2 separate regions of the Homo sapiens genome follow, and region 2 is linked to region 1. The links are chromatin loops, found by intact Hi-C in ENCODE. Cell type or tissue: B cell. All regions are shown on one strand. Each heading gives the region's core, and the rest is flanking DNA. Links, peaks and the distances in the headings are about the cores only.

Region 1 (6,992 bases), core at 2,165-4,664:
TTTGAGTCTAGCCTGGGCAACACAGCAAGACCCATCTCTAAAACAAAAACAAAAACAAAAAAAACCTACACATTTATGGAGCTACATTCTTGGACATCACCAGCTCCCTTAACACCAGCCCATTTGGGTTCTAAATGAAAAGCTAGGTGGCAAGTCATTGACAAAATCACCAAATGTCTACTTAAATACATCTGATATTTCAAAATATTACAGCAATGGTCCTTAGACCAGCAGCATTGGCATCACCTGGGAACTTGTTAGAAATGCACATTTTCAGGTTCCACCTTAAACCTACCAAATCTGATGTGCTGGGGGTTTTAACAGGCCCCCCCAGATGATTCTGATGCAAGACAGATTTTGAGAACTGCTGATCAGAATGTCTCCATGATTGAGCCAGGGAGGTAACTGTAGGAAAACAGGTATTGGCTCATTAAATATAGACATGCTCTGTGCTTCCTGGCCTAATATATTAATATTTTCATTTCCGATGAAGGCCAATTTTCCTAATGGTGAGAACAAAAGAATCTTATTGGGCAACATTAGTATAAATTCAACACATCTGCCCAGAGACTTAATGTGGATTATGGATAGAAAGAGCAGGAACGCCCTGCATCCTGACATCAGATTTTTAAGTCCTCCCTGGCAAAGTTAATAAATACTTAAGCAGGGCATCCCTTGGCAGGTCCTTTCTGGCTTCCTCGTTTTCCTCAGATGGATCTGAATGCTCAGCATGCTAATTCCCAGGCTGCAGACCTAAGAGGGGGATCGGCATGTCTTACCAGGCCATTAGACAGGCTCCTGCCGGGGCGACCTCAGGGAGCTCCTGAATCGGACTGAATCTTGCCTGTCTCCCCACATGAGCCAATTAAATGGACCCCTGCCCCTGATGGTGAAGTGAGGTCCAGTTGCTAATGGATTGCAGTTCTGTCATCTCCATTAGAGCTTCGAAGTCACTTGCTGGTAATAAGTTACATACTTATCAAGGTGGGATCACAGTTTTAGGCCACCAGGGTGCCATTTAGTGTGCCACCATCACTATATTAGTAGAGTGTGCCTTCCAGCAACGACGAGGCCATGGTTGAGAGGATGCGGCTAAATAGCGGAGACATTTCTCAACTGGGTTTCTCCGATGGTAGAAGAAAAAACCACAGAGAAAGGCCTTAGGATAGGCCTTCTGGTGCATTTCGGATCCAGCTCTTGACAAGGAATAAAAATCAACGAGATTGCTATTGGACGAGAAAGTCAGCCAGTAGAGCCCACCCCAAAGGAAGCAAATCTTTGGCTACCACGTGGGAGGGAGCCCAGGACTTCAGGGGGCTGATTGCACAGGCAAATGTGAGGATGCCGCTCCATCCCATCCAGGCCATCAAAGTGGCTGAGATCACAGACAAAAATTACCCTGCATATTAATTACTAGCATGCTCTTCCCAACTTCTGCAATCATGCCATTCCTCCTGTCCCCAAAACCCAGCCTTAATAAATTCAGTCAGGGCTGGGTGCAATGGCTCACGCCTCTAATCCCAGCACTTTGGGAGACAGAGGTGGGAGGATCGCTTGAGCTCAGGAGTTCAAGACCAGCCTGGGCAATACGGTGACCCCCACTCCCCCCACCCCCCGCCGCCAGGAGGTCTCTACAGAAAATGCAAAAAACCTAGCTGGGCGTGGCGGCATTCGACTGTAGTCCCAGGTACTCAGGAAGCTGAGGTGGGAGGATCACTTGAGCCTGGGGAGGTGTAGGCTGCAGTGAGTCATGACCGTACCACTAAACTCCAGCCTGGGTGACACAGTGAGACCCCATCTCAAAAAAAAAAAAAAAAAAGTCAGCCAGAACTGGAGTTTTAGAAGCTTCTGGGGGGATTCCTGTAAAGTCTCATTTCAGCTCCTGGTGGGGCTGAAAAAAGAAGCAAGGGGGAGGAGTCAGTCTCCTGCAAAGGGGCCCCACAGGGAAAGGAAGGAGGAGGTGGAGAGGAAATTGAAAACCACACTAAACTAAGAGAACAAAAAGAAAAGAAAACCAGAATGAAGACCATCACCCAAACACCCAGAAACCCTCTCTTCAGCATCCCCAAGAGAAGCTGTCATAATTTGTAAAGGGCAATCAGGTGATTGAAGAGAGGGTATTGCTTCACTGGGACAAAGGCAGTATTTTAATTTCTCTCGGTTCTGAATACTACCTACTGGGGACTGGAAATTGAAAAAAAAAAAAAAACCCTCCAAAATAGGAATTTACCCCAGAATTTTAGGACCCAAAGTTCCATTGAGCTTCGTAGGCCTGGATGGGGCAGAGGGATGGGACCACACTCTCCCCATAAATAAATAAATACATAAACAAGGCGCTGAGGACTCAATATAGCACCTGCCTCTTCTCCACCCTTGTGCACAATCTCCAACTGTTAGCGCGTAGCTGCCGCCGCCACCGCCACCACCGAGTCGCACCTGCCATCTGGAACAGGCCTCACATATTCCAAGACCTCCTTTCTGCTTCGCTGAACCTCCATCTTCTTTCAAATCACGCTGGGGACCAAAACGCACACCCCAGGCCACAGAGAAAGGTGCCTGGGACCAGCCCCTCAAACAACGGCGCTACATTTGAGGATGTCATCTCCTCCAAGCAGCTCTGAGTCTTTTTTCTCTTTCTTTTGGGTTTTGTTAACTCTGGGATGTCTGGAATGGGTGTAGGGGGAAGGAATGGGAAGAGAAAGGGGCACAGTGGGCCACAGTGCCCCCCAGTTAGAAGGAGAGGGGCTGGGGAAATGCAGATCCGAATGACAATGACTTATGAGGGCTGGAGGGAGGAGTACTGTCCAGCATCCCCGGACGGACAGGCCAGGGTCTGGGCCTGGCTGCAGGACTCTGGCCTGGCGGGGGCAGGGAGAGGGTCCACAGGAGGGTGCTGTAGAGGTGAAGTCACAGGCCTAAGGACAACCCAGCCCCCACCCCAGGCAAGGGGCTGTCCTGCCTGGGCCTCAGTTTCCCCCTGTGTGAGCAGACACCATAGGCATAATGGCTTTCGCCACCTCATAGGAAGTGTGTGGGAACCCAAATGATGCACAAACAGCACCCGCCCTAGAAGACACCCATTAAAGAGCTCTGTCTGCTACTCTGGCGACCCGCCTCCCGGGGCACCGCAGCCTAGGACAGGGAATCGGGAGTCACCGAAGGGGGGGTCCTAGGCGGAAGGAGGTAGCCCTGAGCCAGCCAGGCCCCGCGGGCGGGTCCCTCTCGGGCCGAGGAGGCGCCCTGGGCGCGCTAACGAGCGGAGAGCCCCAGGTGCGGGCCCCACCCAGGGCCGGGGGAAGAGGTGGGGCTGGAGGGGGAGGGGAGTGGGCCGCGCTAATGACTGTTGACAGCGCGCGCTGGGGCCGAGCTGGCCGCGCGCGCCGCTGACAGCTGCTCGGGCGGGGGGCAGGGGCGGGGGCGAGGCGGCCGCGCTCTCTTCACGGCGCAGGCGCGTGCGCCCCGGCGGGGAGGGGCGGGAAGGCGCGCGCGCGCCGGGCTGGGTTCGGAGGGCCTGCTGGAGCGGCTCGCGCGGGCTCCTCGCGGGCAGGCAGGTAATGAGAGTAACCATGGCAACCCACCAGAGGAAGTGTATTCTGCAGGAGACGTTAATCCCCTCTCCCCGGAGCTGGGACAGCCTGACTTTCCATTCTCACACAGTAATTAGATACCAGCTGTCAGTGCAGGGGGGACGGCTCCGCGGCTGCAGCCCGGCTGGGAGTGGGGGGGGGGGGGCGCACCAACGGGGCGGGGGGGGGACACGCAGGAACGGGGGCGTTAAAGACACAGGGACGCTCGGCTGCGGCGGGCCAGGGCGGCTGGCCTCCCCCTGTCTCCAGCCTCTAGGCGCGCGCCCGCTCACCTGGAGACCGCGCCCGCGCGGGCCCCGCCCACCCCACGCGCACCTGCTGCGCGCGCGCCCGCCGGCCTCGCGTCCCCCTTCCGGCCCCGCCAACCGGCTCCCGGCGCACCTGCCCTGCCCCGCCCCCCCGGGACGCTGCCCACCTGTCCTTTGTGCAGGGCGGTACCATTCGATCTTGCCAGCTCTCCTTCAGGGAGCGCCCGCTATGTGCCAGGCGCCGTGCCAAGCCTGATCTCCCGTAGTCCTCACAGACCCTCCGCGGTCAGTGCCTCTGCTGCTCCCCGCCCAAGGCGCAGCGGGGTGTGGCCATTTGCCCAGGGTCACGCAGACTTGAACCCCCCATCCCCGTGCCCATTTAACAACCAAGATACTGCGCCTCCCACCGCGTCCACATCCACATCTGCTGTGGCTCCGGGGCCTCCTAACCGTCCTGGGAGACAAAACAGTCACACTGGTGGCTGGCGTCGCGGTGCACCTACTGTGTGCCAAGCACTCACGGCCTCGTTTCACTTTCGCAACAGCAACGAGAGATCTGTTGTCCCAGGGTGAGGAAGCAAAGGCACAGAAGAGCTGAAGCGATTTGCCCACAGTCACAAGGTACAGAGTGACAGAGCTGGGGTTCAAATCCAGGGAGTCAGACCCCAGGATACCAACTACTGGGCTCCATTAGTCCCACCCCTGGATTCGTGGTGGCTGAAATCCAGCACACACCTCTTCTTCCTTTCCTCAGTTCAGCCCACGCAGGTTCTGTCCCAGCATCGTGAGTAGCTGCCTCTCCTAGCCATACCTGAGAAATCGAAGAAGTTTCTAGGCCTAAAGCCACTGCCACAACCCGCGTTTCTTTTTTTTTTTTTTTGGAGACGGAATCTTGCTCTGTAGCCCAGGAGGGAGTGCAATGGCACCATCTCGGCTCACTGCAACCTCCGGCTCCTGGGTTCAAGCGATTCTCCTGCTACAGCCTCCCGAGTAGCTGGGATTACAGACACACACCACCATGCCTGGCTAATTTTTGCAGTTTTAATAGAGACAGGGTTTCCCTATGTTGGCCAGGCTGGTCTCGAACTCCTGGCCTCAAGTGATCCCACTGCCTCGGCCTCCAAAAGTGCTGGGATGACAGGCATGAGCCACCACACCCAGCCCACAACCCTCATTTCTGTCAGGCCTCCCAAAAGCTCCTACTGTCAGTGCAGGCAGCTGCTTGGAAGTCATTCTAGGCCACCCCTTCCATTTCCCAGGTAGGTGAACCAAGACCATTCAGGTGCGAGGCTGGCCTGAGTCAGAGATGGCCTGGGAGAGCCTTTGGGGGGCAGGGAGGGTTCAGTCCCCTCAGGCCTGGCTGTGTCCCCTGCCCCCCACCCACAATCAGGCCCAGGGTTGGGGGGTGCACACCAAGGAGGGGCAGGAAGTGTCCAAGAAGCAGAACCGGCTCTGTGTCCCCAGTGGCGGCGGGTGTCTGGGGCAGGAGGAGGCTATCTGATCCCTTCCCCACTGCCCCGGCCATGACCTCCTCCCTCCCTCCCTCGCTCCCTCCCTCCCTCCCTCCCTCCCTCCCTCCCTCCCTCCTCCTTCATGGCTGGGGTAGCCAGCACCCTGGGCTGCAGCTGAGAACCCAGCGTTCCCCAACCCCGCCAGCATTCCAGTGAGAGGAGGGGTGGGGGGAGACTGCACCCAGAGCTTTAGGGACAGGGGCACCCCTGGGGCTGCTCCACTCTGGGAGGGCCAAGGCCAGGCTGCCTCCAACCTCACCGTTTCCTGCCTCCGCTCTCCCCATCTCTCAGTAGCAGAGCTGCCTAAATTTGGCTCCAGGAGGGAATGGGGGAGGCAGCGGCAGGCGGGTGCCGTCAGAGGCCAGGGCGTCGCTCCCGTCTAGCCGGCTGGCATTTTTGCTGTCTGGAGGAGGGCAGGGGGGCCCGGCAGCCCTCTCCCGGAAAGGGAGATGTTCGTACCTTCTGACATACACTGAGTAATGTGCAAACGACATGCAAACCGAGCTTCAAATCAGCATCTCAGCCAGGGAACAGCTTGAGAGCTGCTTTTGGGATGAGAGCAGAAGGACCAGAGCCCAGTGCCCAGGGGCTCCAGTGGGGGTGGGGTGGGGTGGGGGGCGGCACAGAGTGTCTAGGGCTGGGCGTTGGGAGACTCAGTTTCTTGCCAGCTGCAGGGCTTTGTTCCAGTGGCTGGACCCTCTGGGTCCCAGCCCAAGGGCAGGGCCATGGCTTTCTCTGCCTGCTCCAGCAAAGCACTGGGCACACCCTGTCACGTGGTTAAGCACGTGAGTTCTGCAGCCATCCTGCCTAGGTTTGAACCCTGGCTCTCCATGGGCCAGCTGAGTGAATTCCTCAATCGAGCACCCAGGCAAGCAGCTAGTGGAACTGGGTGTCTGTTTTAGAACAGCCACTTCCCTTCCCTGGAAGTTGGGCACGGGGGCATGACGTGAGAGAACCTGGGCTTTGGAATCAGAACTGGATTCCAGGCCTCACTCAGCCAGTGAGGCTCTCTGAGTCTCACTCCCCTCATTTGGGAAATGGGTTCAGGATCTCAAGGTCAGCTGTGACGTCCACGTGATGACCTTGCACATGGTGGGCACACACAGGCCTTCCCATGGTGCAGCCTCACTGCTGTCTGCATTCATGTGACTCCTAGCTCCATCCTGTCCCATCGCTCCTCTTCTCTTTGTTCTTCTGTCCTGGCTTTTTCGTCTCTAGATGTAAATTTCTTGCGGTCTTTTTCCCTTCTGTCTCTCTTCTTAACTGGTGATCTTGGAAAAGTCATTGCCTCTCAGAGTCTCAGTCTGCATATCTTCTAAATGGGAGTAAATGAGAGGTGGACAATGAGCTCTGTCTGGGGCCTGAGGCTCATCTTTACAAGACCGCCCACCCATCATTCCAAAGGGCCACCAGGGGTAGGCTGTGCCCTCAACTCTATCGGGCATGGTGTGTTGGGGGCTCCACTTCTCAGTAACTCTGTTTAACCCCAGATAACTGCTCTCCTGCCCCTCGGCCGGGGCTGATATGAGCTGAATCCAGCTTCCTGCCACCCAAAAGCCACTTCCTGCCAAGCTGATACCAGAAGAACTTGTTTTCTGTGCACAGAGCAGTCTCTGGTGGGGCAGCCACCAGCTTGCCTCGGGTGT
Region 2 (6,992 bases), core at 2,097-4,596, 91 kb after region 1:
CACTTACCTTTTAAAAAATGCCTATAATTTTACAAAGGAGAAAATGTGAAGTCTTTTTTTTTTTTGAGACCGAGTCTTCCTCTCTCCCCTAGGCTGGAGGGCAGTTTGGACGATCTTAGCTCACTACACCCCCACCTCCCGGGTTCAAGCGATTCTCCTGCCTCAGCCTCCTGGGTACCTGGGATTACAGGCACCCGCCACCATGCTCGACCAGAAAATGTGGTCTTTTACATATCAAGGAAATAGTAACTGGCTGGAAAGCAGGAAAGAGCATCAACTCCCTATTAGACTCATCGGAGCCGAACTCCCTGTTAGACTTATCGGACCCGAACTCTGATCTTGATCTGCACTTCAACCAGTGGCCTCAGCCCACTCCCCTGGTCTTGCATTTGTCTCACTGTCTCCCCTAAAGACATCCCTTCCTCCCCTTCACCAAGCATGTCCCCCTTGGGGTCAGCCCTCGCCTGGACTATTGCAGTAGCCTCCAGGCTAGTCTCAGCTACCCTGTACACCCTCCAAATAGGCCACAGAGTCTTTGTCTCAAACACAGGCCAGACCTCCTGCCCTTACTCAAAACCCTACCATGGGCCTCTGGTGGCCCCAGGATTAGGTCTTGACACCCTAGTCTGGCCTTCAGGATCCTTCCTGTTCCAGCTTGGCCTGTCTCTCCAACCCACCCCTTACCACCCCCTGGGTCATTAAGAGCATAGGCTTTGTAGTTGCTGTGTGACCTTGGGCAAGTTACTTAACTTATCTGAACCTTGATTTCTCATCCATGAAAGTGAAATAGGTCTCTGCCACAAGGGGAGCAGGGTTTCAATTGTGCGATTCCAATAATCTCATGTGTGTAGCACTGGACTAGGATATACAGTGGGTGCTCAATAAATGTAGCTATCCTTATTTGTCACTACCCCATGAAACGACTAAAAATCTCCCACAGCATACTCTGCGGAGCCTATGCAGATGCTGCGTCCTCTGCCTCGGCAGCCTAGTGAACTCCTATTAATCCTTCAACACCCCTCTCAGGCAATGCCCTGACTGGCCTGGTGTCAGCTGTCCTTTCTCAGAACCCTCCTCCATATTGGCCAGATTGCTGCACTAGAATTCTTCCCTTTACTTGTCAGTCTTCCACCATATGACTGTGGGTTCCTAGGGGCAGTGGCTATAAATGACAAAACTGAGCCAGCCAGGGAGGGCTGGGGTGATGAGGGAAGGGGTATGAGACAGGAAGGAGGGAAAGGTGGAGGGAGAGAGGCTCTGTGGTTGGCCAAGGCAGAATAAAGCTTTCATTCAATCATTTGTTCATTCACCCATTCATTCAACACATGCATACTGACCTACTCTATTTAAAGCCCCTTGCTAGCTTTCCCCAGCTTCTAGAATCACTCCAAAATCTCTCGGCCAGGTGCAGTCAAGTATTTTGGGAGGTCGAGGTGGGAGGATCGCTTGAGTCCGGGAGTTCGAGACCAGCCTGAGCAACATGGCAAAACCCCATTTCAAAAAAAAATACAAAAATTAGCCAGGTGTGGTGGCGCACACCTGTAGTCCCAGCTATCTGAGAGGCTGAGGCGGGAGGATCACTTGAGCCCAGAAAGTTGAGGTTGCAGTGAGCCGAGATCGTGCCACTGCACTGCAGCCTAAGTGACAGAGGAAGACTGTCTCAAAAACAACCCTGTCCTCCATGGGTGGCCCTCGAAGCCCCAGGAACCCAGTCCTCCCCAGTGGACCGCTCCACCCTCAGTCTCCCTGTCCCTTTCTGTCCCTCCCTGTGCTCCAGGACTCTGGCTCCCCTTTGGTTCCTCAAGCAAGACCACCTTCTAGAACGCCCTTCTTCTGACCTTTCCAGGACGACCCCCAGGACAGGCCCCTATCACTCTGTATAAACAGGGTCTCACCCCCACAGCGCGGGTTCCGCCTCAGTCCTGTGTCTCCTACCTCATTCTCACCCAGCCCACGCCCAGACGCACTTGTGGGATCAGGGGATTAACACCCACCTTCTCAGTAGGCTGCGAGCTTCCCACTTCCCAGCATGCCTGTGGTGACTAGCGCCCACCCGGAGCGCCCCAGGAGACCAGAGCCAAAAGGGACCTTGGTGAGCATCGAGGTCCGCCCCCACGTGTTGTAACAACAATAATAAAAAATAATATTTCCAACAACAACAGCAGCAGCTAACACTGCCCACGTGCCAGGCGTTTCGCCTTCCGTGCAGTTTCCTCGAATCCACGCAACAACCCCATACAGAGAGCTCCAGTTCCATCCCCATCTTACAGAGGAGAAAACTGAAGCTGGGCAAGGCTGGCCAGGCCCCTGGGTTGCAGGCCCTGCACTCTTCGGTCACCACTAGGCTGTGCTGCCAGATGACCATGGTGGCAACACTGGACGGGGTTGGGGCTCCACAGACTTGAGCTCTGTGATCCCAAACAAGTCCTAGACCTTTCTGGCCTCAGTCTCCCCATCTGGAAAATGGAGCTAACCACAGTCTCTTCATCAGACTGAATGTTCACAGGAGGGAGGGACTGTCAGGGCTTCCAAGTACAGAGAGAGGGGACGGGTACCATGAGGGCAGGATTATGGGGGTCCCCAGGGCCTCCCCCACAGGTAAAGCCCCACCCAAAGCCAGTTCTGCCCAAGGCCTGCTCCAAGAGGACCCCTGCAAGGCAGGGTGAGTGGAGTCCTCCCTGGGGAGTGCCCAGTGCCCACACACTCCCTTCTAGAGAAAGAAGACAGCACTGTGCACAATGAGACCAGGGGACCCGGGGTGTGTGGGGGCCACCAGGTGGGGCACAGCACACCCTCCACTGAACCCTGAGCCATGGGGACCCTGAGCGCTCCCAGCCCTCCTGACACCTGCTTCCCCTTGCCACATGGGCCCTGGCAGTGGGAATGGGGCGTCTGCCGGAGCCTCTCCTGGGCTGTGCCAACCTCCCTATGCCCAGACAAAGCCCCCCTCCCCCGGCCTCCGGGGAAGGGGTGGGCCAGTGAGGGAGCTGACAAAGGGAGCCAGTGGGGCTGTGCCTGGGGCTCGTGCCACCCCACTCCCCGACCTGCCCACAGTGCCCACATCCCCCTCCTGCCACTTGGCCGGCTGGGGCGCCCGGCACCGTTGCTATGGCGGCAGCTCTGGGGAAGCTGCAGCTGGGTAATTATTGCGAACATCCATCCTGCCTCCAGCCCGCCCCAAGAGCCGGGCAGCGAGCAGCGGGGCCAGGGCAGCCCCTCCTCACCCGCCGGGCAGCCGCACCCTGGCCTGGCACGATGCCTGCCCGAGGTACAGTGGGGAGGACAGCCATGCAGGCTGCTGCAGCAGACAGGAGCCAGCCCAGGGGCTGGCCAGGAAACCCCCACTTTCGCCCTGGCCCCCCAGCCCTGGGCCACCCTTGGAGCTGACCGGCCGGCCCAGAACTTATTTTTTCCAGCTATAATACACACACCAAACCAGCCAGAGAACCTCCTTTGTTCAAACAGAATCCTTCCTCTGCCGTTTTGGGGGCAGTGGAAGCCAAAGCAGCCAGAATGGGCTCTGGCCTGTCACCTAGGGACGGTCCCCTCGATGAGGCGGTTCCCCTGGGGCCCCACTGTGGGCCCCGCCACCTCCTCAGCCTCAGAAGCTCGCCTTGGCCCTGGTGTCTAAATATAGCTCTGCCGGGCCAAGCCTGAGGTCTCACACTCCCAACTGCCCCGGGTGGCCGGGGGAGGAGATTCATTCAGGCCTCGAGAGAGCATTTCAGGAGCCACTTAGGGCTGAGCTCAGGGCCCCCACTGTGACGCAGGTGTGCCTCTGCCTGTGGGGCTTGCGGACCCCCTCAGGAGACACACAGATATGATTTTGAGTAGCTAACTCGATCGAGAAAACACAGACCAGGACTCCCCTCGCCCAGCCTGGAAGCAGGATGCGTCAGGGCGGGAGGGAAAGGAAGGGGTCTAGGCTGGGGAGGGGAGGCACCAAGGGGAGAGAGAGGAAGTGTGGTCTGGCGCTGGAACAGATTTGTGTGGTAGAATGTGGGGTGCGCCCCAGCAGGACATGGGCTAGGGAGCAGTGGCCGGGGGTCAGCAGGGTGCAGAGCACAGGGATGCCGTCTCTTCTCCTTTTGGCTCCACTGCCCCTCAGGGCCCTGCACAGGCTGGCACTCGGCAGGAGATACCGCTCAGATGTTATTTTCCAAAGAATCCCGAGGCCGGGCACGCTGACTCACGCCTGTAATCCCAACACTTTGGGAGGCCGAGGCGGGTGGATCGCTTGAGGTCAGTTCGAGACCAGCCTGGCCAACATGGCAAAACCCCATCTCTACTAAAATACAAAATTAGTTGGGCGTGGCAGTATGTGCCTGTAATCCCAGCTACTCGGGAGGCTGAGGCAGGAGAATCGCTTGAACACGGGAGAGTCTCCCGGTGAGCTGGGATCACACCACTACACTCCAGCCTGGGCAACAGAGCAAGACTCCATCTCAAACACACACACACACACACACACACACACACACACACACACACACACACACACACAGAGAGAATCCTGGTGGCCAGAGTGGAAGTGGAGGCAGCACAAAGGAGGGGGACAAGGTGGCGGGAGCAGCAAGGGGCCACGGGCGAGGCAAGGGTCCCCTGGAGCTGCAGGTGAGAGAGGAAAATGAAGGAGAATCCACAGGACATGGGGGATGAGAGCAAGGGAAGGATTCAGGCTGCCTGTGCCCCTCCCCAGACCTTGGTCATCGAGCCGCTGACCAGGGCCCTGCTTGGGGGACAGACACTCTAAAATAAAAGGGTAAATATCTGTTGAAAGAGAGCCCGGCCCCTGCTCACCACCAGACATTAGGGCCTCGGGGAGAAGGCCTTCTGCTCAGCTAGTGCGGGTGGAGGGAGAGCAGCCTGGTCCCTGGCACAGCCTTCTGGGTAGGGACTGTCTCAGCCTCAATGGCCTTTGGACCTCCCACTTTCAGTCCCAGCAATAAATCTTCCCAACAGCACACGGTTTTCTACCTGAAAAGCTCTTTCCATCCAGCATCCTCTGCTAGCTTCAAACAGCCCTGGCACTGGGCCAGGCAGGGAGGCACAGCCATTGCAGAGGTGAGGAAACTGAGGCTCAGAGAAGTGAGGCTCAGAGATCTGCCCAGGCATGGAAAGGGGAGGGACCATGACTAAGCACCCACTAAGTTACAGGGGCCTTTGCAAACATCACCTGGGGCTGCAGCTAGAAGGCGGAGAGTAGAACTTGAAGTCAGGAGTAGAACTTGAACTTCCGACTGATTCCCTGGTCCTGGGCTCCCCTGTCCTCCTGAGACAGAGGCTAATAGGAGCCAAGACGGGGCCATTCCTTTTAGCACCATGTTTTCTGAGAATATAAGCTGGAGAGGGTGGGGCAGGAGGTCTGAGACAAACAAAACTGCACTTTGGAATTATCCAGTCTGACTGCAACCACCTCTATCTTACAGATGGGGAAACTGAGGCTCTGGCCTGGCCCAGGCCCAAAGAACCCACTGTTTCCCAGATCTTGGAGTAGCTGAGACTGGGTAAGTAAGTCCCACTGATCCCAGAGCTCTTTTTGGATCCAGCTGTCCACACAGCATCTGGGGTTTTAATTGGGTATTTTGGGGAAGGATTCTGAATGCAAATTTGGAAGAGAGCTCTGGGCCAGCCCTGCAGCTAATGTCAGCCATGGGAACTCACAGGCCACTGGGTTAGAGTGATGTGGATCAGGTGTGATGCAGAGGAGCATGTGAGAACCAGCACCAGCCACTGGTAGGACTCGCATTAGTGCAAGTGACCACAATGGTGGGTGCCAGGCACCATAAGGGAGAAGATGGTGGTGGGGCCTTCAAAGAGTGCCTGGAGCGTGGCGAAGCTTCCGGGCGGCGTGGCGAGGCTTCCGGACGTCGCACTACGACTGTTATTGTCCTTGTCCCTCTGCACCAGATCTCCATCCTGGCTGTTTTTCACAGCGTCCCCAGAAAGACTCTGTGAGGGAAGGTCTATTATTATCTCCATTTTCAGGTCGGGGGGCATTTAGATGGGAGAGAAATTTGGGGACTGGGGGAGTTCTTCCCCTTCTCCCTGAAATTGCCCCAGGCCGGGGACCCTGTCTCCCACCCACCAACAGGGCAAGCCAAGATGGTTGAAAAGTTCTCCTTGGCCCAGCTTTAAAAGCCAACCCAACAGAGTGATTGGAAGTCCAAGAGTAAGGAGAGCTTAGTTTGGACTTCCCAGAAGGCAAGTTTTTATATAATACCGATCACAAATTTGGTACCCGTCCTCTTCAGTAGTGCCAGGGGTTCAGCTGGGTACCTATCTTGGAGAAACTGCTGGAGTGCACAGTGAGGCCTGTTCAGGGCTGTGTGTGGGAGTGAAATAATGGAAATGTCCATTTATAGGCCAGAGGGCAAATAAAGGATGGACCAGCTCACACACAGAACACTGCACAGCACGGAGGAGGAGGCAGGTCTGTATGCACTGACTCAGAAATGTCCATGACACGTTGTTCAGTGAAAAAGAAGGCATTGGCCGGGCGCGGTGGCTCACGCCTGTAATCCCAGCACTTTGGGAGGCCGAGACGGGCAGATCACTTGAGCCCAGGAGTTTGAGGCCAGCCTGGACAACACGGTGAGACCCCCCATCTCTACAAAAAAAAAAAAATACAAAAATTAGCCAGGCCTGGTGGTGTGTGCCTGTAGTCCCAGCTACCTGGAGGCTGTGGTAAAAAGATTACTTGGGCCTGGGAAAGCAAGGGTGCAGTGAGCCGAGATCACACCACTGCACTCCAGCCTGGGGAACAGAGTGAGACCCTGTTTGAAAAAAAGAAAAGAGGAAAGGAAGGAAGGAAGGGAGGAAGGAAGGGAGGAAGGGAGGGAGGGGAAAAAAAAATAGCCCGGGTGCGGTGGCTCACACCTGTAATCCCAGCACTTTGGGAGGCCAAGGCAGAAGGATCATTTGAGCTCAGGAGTTCATGACCAGCCTGGCCAACATGGTGAAACCCCGCCTCTACTAAAAATACAAAAATT

The links. A loop is a pair of places that touch in the nucleus more often than their neighbours do. Peaks named below come from ENCODE experiments on the same cell type or tissue, not always from the same donor. Only the 100,000 strongest peaks of a DNase experiment are listed, where the experiment ranks them.
Region 2: it touches region 1 in a loop (3-fold over the local background); 4 of 110 quality-filtered maps call a loop at or near these places.

The regions. Positions count from the first base shown.
Region 1 is chr20:32,533,081-32,540,072 of GRCh38, forward strand. The region is part of intron 1 of NOL4L (nucleolar protein 4 like); the gene reads right to left. It overlaps LOC105372592 (a long non-coding RNA gene), which reads left to right and starts at 3,513. Exons shown (of 3, transcript XR_007067563.1): 1 at 3,513-3,551; 2 at 4,381-4,456. RefSeq lists enhancers at 1,546-1,840, 3,661-4,632, 5,604-6,575 and silencers at 3,101-3,480, 3,911-4,020. In B cell, for the core only: no CTCF peak of the experiment used is centred there; DNase peaks (open chromatin) are centred at 2,471, 3,461 and 4,181; H3K4me3 peaks cover 2,375 bases; H3K27ac peaks cover 1,913 bases.
Region 2 is chr20:32,624,182-32,631,173 of GRCh38, forward strand. No RefSeq gene overlaps it. Among named protein-coding and RNA genes, the nearest start is that of NOL4L-DT, 40 kb to the left of the region's middle. RefSeq lists a silencer at 3,142-3,211. In B cell, for the core only: no CTCF peak of the experiment used is centred there; DNase peaks (open chromatin) are centred at 3,150 and 3,660; H3K4me3 peaks cover 980 bases; H3K27ac peaks cover 463 bases; H3K27me3 peaks cover 526 bases.